Regions from separate parts of the Homo sapiens genome. Here region 1 is linked to region 2. A link is a contact called in ENCODE Hi-C or POLR2A ChIA-PET data. All regions are on one chromosome and are shown on one strand. Each heading gives the region's core, a stretch centred on a gene start or an enhancer-like site at or near the end of the contact. The rest is flanking DNA. Distances are from core to core; before and after follow the strand shown. Region 1 holds the start of RAD9A (RAD9 checkpoint clamp component A). Region 2 holds the start of FKBP2 (FKBP prolyl isomerase 2).

Region 1 (3,669 bases), core at 1,146-3,645, 3.2 Mb after region 2:
CACTTTGCTGCTGTATGGAGAGTGGCCTGGAGGGGGCAGGGTGGAGGCAGGAGACCACTGAGAGCTGTTACAGTCATCCAGGTGAGAGGATGGTGGCCTAGGCCTTGGAGATGGAAGAGGAGGGCAAAGTTGCCACCTGTTAAGTTGCCACCTGTTTGGGAAGCAGAGTGGTCAGGACTTAACTGAAAGACTGTGTAGGGGTGAGGGCGAGCATGAGGTCAAGGATGACTCCAGCATACTGAGCCGGATGCCCAGGGACAGGGGCACTATTTCCATGGATCCCCCGGGAAGGGGAAGGGAAGAGTAACCTCCTCCCCCAAGGCTCCACGGAAGGGGCAAGGGCTGGTGACGAGGGGAGCAGAAGGGAAGGAGAGGGAGAAACAAAGTGTATGCATGTATCCAAATGTGTACAATTATTATGTATCAATTCAACTCATTTGAAAGTGGGTCTGGAGAGCAAGGGTGGCAGAGATAAATATATCTTCTGCACTACCACAGGACCTGAGGGGCAAGGCACGGGCAGGCCCTGCAGGAATACAGGGATGCCCTGGGCCCTTCCAAGAACTACCAGAGCCTTGGTACTGTGGGGAGAGTAGGGGTCAGTGAGTTTCTCCAGGACTCCCTTACATTTTACACACGTGGACCCGGAAGCCCAGGGGAAGGGGAATACCTTCCAGCTGATGCATCCCCACCTGGCACACAGTCTGGTTTTTTTTTTTGAGATGGAGTCTCACTCTGTTGCCAGGCTAGAGTGCAGTGGCGCGATCTCGGCTCACTGCAACCTCCGCCTCCGGGTTCAAGCAATTCTCCTGCCTCAGCCTCCAGAGTAGCTGGGACTACAGGCGCGTGACAACATGCCCGGCTACTTTTTGTACTTTTAGTAGAGACGGGGTTTCACCATGTTGGCCAGAATGGTCTGGATCTCTTGACCTCGTGATCCGCCCGCCTCGGCCTCCCAAAGTGGTAGGATTACAGGCGTAAGCCACCGTACCCGGCCAGTCTGGGGTCTTTTAAAAATACAGACCCGGGGCTGGGCGCGGTGGCCCATGCCTGTAATCCCAGCACTTTGGGAGACCGAGGCGGGCGGATCACTTGAGGTCAGGAGTTCGAGACCAGCCTGGCCAACATGGTGAAACCCGTCTCTACTAAAAGTACAAAAATTAGCCAGGCGTTGTGGCAGGCGCCTGTAATCCCAGCTACTTGGGAGGCTGAAGCAGGAGAATCGCTTGAACCTGGGAGGCGTGATCGTGCCACTGTACTCCAGCCTGGGCGACAGAGCGAGGCTCTATCTCAAAACAAACAAACAAAAAAACCCCACACACACACACAAAAAACAAAAAACAGGCCGGTGCAGTAGCTCACTCCACTTTGAGAGGCCAAGGCGGAAAGACAGCTTGAACCCCACAGTTGAGACCGGCCTGGGCAACATGGCAAGACTCCGTCTCTACCCAAAAAAAAAAAAAAAAAAAAAGGGCCGGGCGTGGTGGGTGTGCCTGTGGTCCCAGATACTCAGGAGACTGAGATGGGAGGATCCCTTGAGCCCAGGAGTTCCAGGCGGCAGTGAGCCGTGTTCGCGCCACTGCACTCCAGCCTGGGTGACAGAGCAAGAATATGTCTCAAAAAACAAACAAACAAAAAAAGGCACATAACCACGATCTACCCTCGTAAAACGTTTCCAGAGCGTCCCAGCGGTGCCCCTCATCATCTGGCGGCCCCTACGCCTCTCTGAGACTCACAGACCTACTCCCCTCTCCAGGGGGCGGAGCCCACACCGCTGAGCATTTACTCTTGTTCTTCCCTCTGCCAGGGGCACCGTTCTACCCCTTTCTGCCTGGAGAAACTGCCGTTTTTCCTTAAAGGATCCTCGAAGCCGGAAGGAGCAGCCACCTCCCACTCCCGGCTGCTGCAAGCAAGCTGCTTTGACTTCTTTCTAGAGTTGGGGATTGCTGCTGGAGTCCGAGTCTCAGGCCCAGAGTGGGTGCGATGGTCTTGCTTGCACCCTGTATCCCCCGGCAGACGCCCGGGAACTCTACTAAGTGGGTGACCCCAGAGAGCTCGCCCCCACACTCCGACTCCGAGTCCAGCACTCGGTCCACTGCACAGGGACCTCGCGCCCCACAGCTGCGTCCTCTCTGACCTTCGCAATCCGGTGCGCGGCCCGCGGAACGCCCCGATCTCCAGGGGCACGGAAGGCCGAGGCGTGCCGGGGGAGCCAGGAGCAGCTGGCTGGCGGGCGCCGCGGGCCTCCCCGGTCACGTGACACCCCGGACAACGTGCGCCGTCACGTGACGGCAGAGCCTGTGAGCGTTTTTCTCACGTGACGGAGGCGCCTGCACGTGGACCAATGGGGAGGCGGGGGCGGGGCCGGCAGGGGCGGTGCGCGGGAAGGGACCCCGGACCCGGAGGTCGCGGAGAGCTGGGCAGTGTTGGCCGCTGGCGGAGCGCTGGGGCAGCATGAAGTGCCTGGTCACGGGCGGCAACGTGAAGGGTGAGTGCAGGTCGGCCTGGCAGCGGCGGTGCAGCAGCCGCGGAGCCGCCAGCCTAACCCCCTTCCGCTCTTCTCCCCGCAGTGCTCGGCAAGGCCGTCCACTCCCTGTCCCGCATCGGGGACGAGCTCTACCTGGAACCCTTGGAGGACGGGGTGAGGGGCTAGGGTGTGGGGGGCGGGTGGGACTCCAGCCGGGAGCGGGTAACCCGGACTAGAGTCTCGCCCCCACTAGGCGGGATGACCGCTGGCAGATTTGTCGGCAAAGTTTCAGTTTCTTAGTCTGGCGGCTGTCATCTTCCCAGGCCGGTGTGTGAATTGAGGAAAGCTGTCCTGCGAGCTCCCAGGGGGTGACGTGCACTTAGAGAAACTCGGGGAAGGCCTGGGTGTGCGACCCCTCCTCTGCGGCAGCAGCGCCGGGGCCGACTCTGAAGGCTTCCATGGGGAAAGGAGGGTTTTTCAGCAGGTGGTGGCGGAGCGGGAGGACGATAGGGCAAGTGTGTGAGCAGAAGCAGCCAGAGGGCTGGGTCTGTGGCTGCCCCCTGACCACGTCCCTCTCCCTGCTCTTCGTGGCCCAGCTCTCCCTCCGGACGGTGAACTCCTCCCGCTCTGCCTATGCCTGCTTTCTCTTTGCCCCGCTCTTCTTCCAGCAATACCAGGCAGCCACCCCTGGTCAGGACCTGCTGCGCTGTAAGATCCTGATGAAGGTGAGGCCCTTCCCTCAGCAGTGGCACTACTCCACCCCAGGAATCTCCACCAGCTGTGCCTCTGCCCTGGGGTACTCAGTAGATGCTAAGTGGGGAGAGAGACACGTGCAAGCCCAATCCATGCAAAACACAGGGAGGGCCATGGTAAAAGCATCACAGCGGGGACCTGAGAGGGTGGTGACGCTCAAGTTCGTCAAGAAAGGTAAGCACGTCTTTTGGCCGGGCGCGGTGGCTCACGCCTGTAATCCCAGCACTTTGGGAGGCCGAGGCAGGCGGATCACGAGGTCAGGAGTTCGAGACCAGCCTGGCCAACATGGCGAAACCCCGTCTCTACTAAAAATACAAAAATTAGCTGGGCGTGGTGGCACGCGCCTGTAATCCCAGCTACTCGGGAGGCTGAGGCAGGAGAATTGCTTGAATCCGGGAGGTGGAGGTTGCAGTGAGCTGAGATCGCACCACTGCACTCCAGCCTGGGTG
Region 2 (3,528 bases), core at 586-3,085:
AGGCAGCGCTTTCAGCATCTGCTGCTTTTTGTTCCCTGCAGCTTGAATCTAAAGCCTCAGCACCTGCCCTGTCTTAACTTCACTCCCACCTCCCTGAAAGGGAAGCACCGCAAGTCTGGGGCTGGTGGGCCTGGTTTGGGCGGCAGGCTCCCCTCAACCCAACCCACAGTTTTTTGTTTTTTTTTTTGTTTTTGGACAGAGTCTCACTCTGTCACCCAGGCTGGAGTGCAATGGCACAATCTCCACTCACTGCAACCTCCATCTCCTGGGTTCAAGCGATTCTCCTGCCTCAGTCTCCCAAGTAGCTAGGATTACAGGTGCCCACCACCATGCCCAGCTAATTTTTGCATTTTTAGTAGAGACGGGTTTCACCATGTTGGCCAGGCTGGTCTCGAACTCCTGACCTTGGGTGAACCACCTGCCTCAGCCTCCCAAAGTGCTGAGATTAGAGGCGTGAGCCACCGCGCCCGCCCAACCCACACAGTTTTCTCCACCCTCGCCTCCCTTGCATCCTGCAGCTTCCTTCATCATCAGTTGCTGCCTGAGATTCTCCTGACTTGTCTATCCTAGCCCAAGCCCAGCCCCTACCCTTCTCCCTGCAGCCTCCAGTGCCCAGGGCTGAGTGGTTTGGGGTGGATGAAAGGCCAACCTTGGGCACCACTGCTTTGCCTGCTGAAGCAGGACATTCAGGGGCAGAGTTAACTCAATTGGGCAGCCACTGGGAGGGGCAGCCACCCTAATGGAGGCTTTCTCTGAGGTGTTGGGTCAGAGCATGTGGGTATGATCTTAGTGGGCCTAAGGCAGGAGTGGGTTGAACCAGGAGACAATTCCTGACAGCGATTACTACTTTCAAATCATTTTCTCAGTCATGATGTCACTGGACATGCCATAGGTCAATTAGCATGAGGCAGAAAGGGGTTAGGGCCCCAGAGCTACCGCCTCCAGAGCCCAGTTAGCCCCACCAGTCACGCACAATGCTTCACATGCACCTCCTCACTTTCTCCTCGCTCGATTCTGAGGTCAGCATCATGATTGTCTTCCTTTTACAATTGAGGAAATAGGCTCAGAAAGGCTAACTGGCCGGGGGGATTTGACCTCAACTCAGCTGTCTCCCTAACCTTCAACCTAGGTTTAGCTGCCTCTCAACTGCAGGTTCATTACTTCAGTTGACAGATGTTTGGTGGCTGCTGGGGCGCCTGAAAATAAGTCTGGTGGGGGAACAGGCCCAGCCAGATCATTCCAGTCATGAGTCACAGCCCAGGTGCACAGGTAGAGGTAAGCCTGGCTCCTGGGAGAGAGATGTGGGCAGGAGCATTGGCTGGAAGCCAGGGCTTGTCATTGGACATCATCTCGGTCCTGCAGGGGCCCTGTGGGGTGGGTGTCATCAAGCCCGTGTTACACGCCTGTATTGGATGACAAATTCTACCAAGCACACAGCCGACCGGGAGTTCAAACGTGAGTGTCACTGTGAAGCCCAGGCTCCACAGCGACTGAGGGCCGTGGGCCATGATGAGGCCCGGGAAAACAGGAGTGCTGTGGGAGAGGCTGGGGGCGACTTGAAATGGCGCCTCAAGACCCCCTCCGGGAACCCACGCCCGCCTGACCTTACTATCACCTCGGCCGGAAGTGTCTCCGGCCTTTTCGGAAGTCACTTTCACCTAACCTTACAGACTACCGCTCCGCCGGAAGTGACGCAGGGCAGCGGCGTCGCGGGGGCGGGGCTCGGGAAAGACCCGTGCCAGCGGGCGTGTGGCCGCGGGTTTCGCACGGTCCAATAAGGGAGGGCGGCGTGGCCCGGCCTGGTAGCGACGAGGACGCGCCTGCGCAGAGGCGGCAGCACCACCGGGGTTGACTCCGGGGGCGCGGCGAGGAGGTGAGCGGGGGCCACAGCCCGGGCTGGGGGGAGCCGGGGTGCAAGAGGGCAGGCTGGATCAGGCCGGGCAGAAGCGGACCGGGCTCCGAGTGTCAACGAGAGCTAGGTGACGAGGAAATTGGGGGTGGGGGCCGGAGCTGTCCGGAGATGCCGCAGGGGGAGGGTTCTCACGCCGCACGGGGCGGAGTCCTGGGACTCGGGGCGGGACGTGGAACCGGGACGGGTGGGACCTCCGAGCTGGTGCCAGTGGAAGGCGGAGCCCGGCGGCGGGGGGCGGAGCTAGGAGGGTCGGGGGACGGAGCCTGGCTCTTGAAGGAGGAGCTGGAGGAGGTGAAAGGCGGAGCCTCGGGGTCGGAAGCAGAGGGGGACGGAGCGGAGGCGCTGGGGGCGGGGCTTCAGCCGGTGAGTGGCGTGGCTACGGCTCCGGAAAAGGGGTCTAGTTCTGTCGAAGGCGGGGCTGCAGGCCCGGGGGCGGTACCGCGTCCTCCGAAGGGCGGTGCCAAGGAGCCAAGTGAGGAGCCTGGCCCGAGTAATGGCCCCGGGCGTCCTCGCGGGGGTGGTCTCCGTGGTGGCCGGGCTTGGGGACGCCGTAGGCCGAGAACTCCACCGGGAGAGGTGGTGTGGGTGGAGCGGGCTCGGCGGCCAGCAGACACAGGGCCAGTCTGGGTGCCCCGGAGACCCCCAAGGGCTCAGAGTTGGGGCGGCGCCCCGGGCGGAAGCACAGGGCCAGGCTGGGGGGTATCTCCCGAGGACCCGGGCTCCTCGGAGCCACCCAGTGGGGATGTGTGGGTGCCTCGGGGCCGGCCCCCTGCAGCGGCCGCAGAGGTGTTGGTGTGCTGGACCGGGGGCAGCTGGGTGTGGCGTGAGTGGGGCCGCCCAGTCGGGGCAACTGCAGTGCAGCCAGATAGGGTCTGGACTTTGCGTAAAGGGACAGGCGGGAACTGAAGAGCGGAGGTGGGGACTGGGAGGGAGGGAAGGTATGGGGGTGAGCAAAGGGGCGGGTCCCTGGCTGCTGTGGCCTCCCCTGACCCCCTCCCCCCGCTGCTGGGGTCCTCGGCCAAGCCCCCTTCTCACTGGACTGGTAAGTGTGGCCCCGGAGCCCGGGGGAGAGGGCGGTGACCCGGGACAAAGGGGATCCCCCGGGGCAAGGAAGATACAGTGGCGGTGGAACCCTCCTGTTACCTACCCGTGTTCCATACTCTCCCTGCCCTCCCCCACGTTCAGTCGGTCGGTCGGGGTCTGTGCCCACAGAGACATGAGGCTGAGCTGGTTCCGGGTCCTGACAGTACTGTCCATCTGCCTGAGCGCCGTGGCCACGGCCACGGGGGCCGAGGGCAAAAGGAAGCTGCAGATCGGGGTCAAGAAGCGGGTGGACCACTGTCCCATCAAATCGCGCAAAGGGGATGTCCTGCACATGCACTACACGGTGAGTGGGTTGGGCGGGCCTTTTGGGAGTGGGTGGGGCTTCCGAGGACCAGAGAGTGCTTGGGAGTCTGGTTCTCCATAAGCCAGGTAGGTGACCTTGGGCAAGTCCCCTCTCGCCTCTAAGCCAGTTTCCATGGTTCTGCCTTGCCCTTGCCTACTGCCCAGGTGGGCACCAGCAGGCAGTGACAGTGTACTGTGAGCTGCCCAAGGCTCTGTCCTCTTAAAGAACT

Evidence for each region. A loop is a pair of places that touch in the nucleus more often than their neighbours do. ChIA-PET counts read pairs that join two places held with the same protein, here RNA polymerase II (POLR2A). Pooled maps may share reads with other maps.
Region 1: a map with no recorded cell type shows a loop between it and region 2 (18-fold over the local background). The contact joins the promoter of RAD9A here to the promoter of FKBP2 in region 2. A Hi-C loop is called at or near these places in 1 of 37 single-sample maps with no recorded cell type and 7 of 50 pooled maps. POLR2A ChIA-PET finds 5 or more read pairs at or near these places in 1 of 52 experiments (MCF 10A).

Annotation. Positions count from the first base shown.
Region 1 is chr11:67,389,591-67,393,259 of GRCh38, forward strand. RAD9A (RAD9 checkpoint clamp component A) reads left to right here and starts at 2,396. Exons shown (of 11, transcript NM_004584.3): 1 at 2,396-2,488; 2 at 2,571-2,641; 3 at 3,064-3,192. The coding sequence starts at 2,455. It overlaps LOC100130987 (a long non-coding RNA gene), which reads left to right. Exons shown (of 4, transcript NR_024469.1): 4 at 1,808-2,097. RefSeq lists enhancers at 1,563-2,478, 2,513-3,017 and a silencer at 2,243-2,612.
Region 2 is chr11:64,239,260-64,242,787 of GRCh38, forward strand. It overlaps FKBP2 (FKBP prolyl isomerase 2), which reads left to right and starts at 1,836. Exons shown (of 6, transcript NM_004470.4): 1 at 1,836-1,873; 2 at 3,125-3,299. The coding sequence starts at 3,129. LOC114841035 reads left to right here and starts at 1,836. Exons shown (of 6, transcript NM_001370414.1): 1 at 1,836-2,954; 2 at 3,125-3,299. The coding sequence starts at 2,021. The coding sequence ends at 2,818. It overlaps VEGFB (vascular endothelial growth factor B), which reads left to right. Exons shown (of 7, transcript NM_003377.5): 7 at 1-5. RefSeq lists enhancers at 843-1,745, 1,245-1,304, 1,345-1,464, 1,746-2,646 and silencers at 1,745-2,764, 2,795-3,034.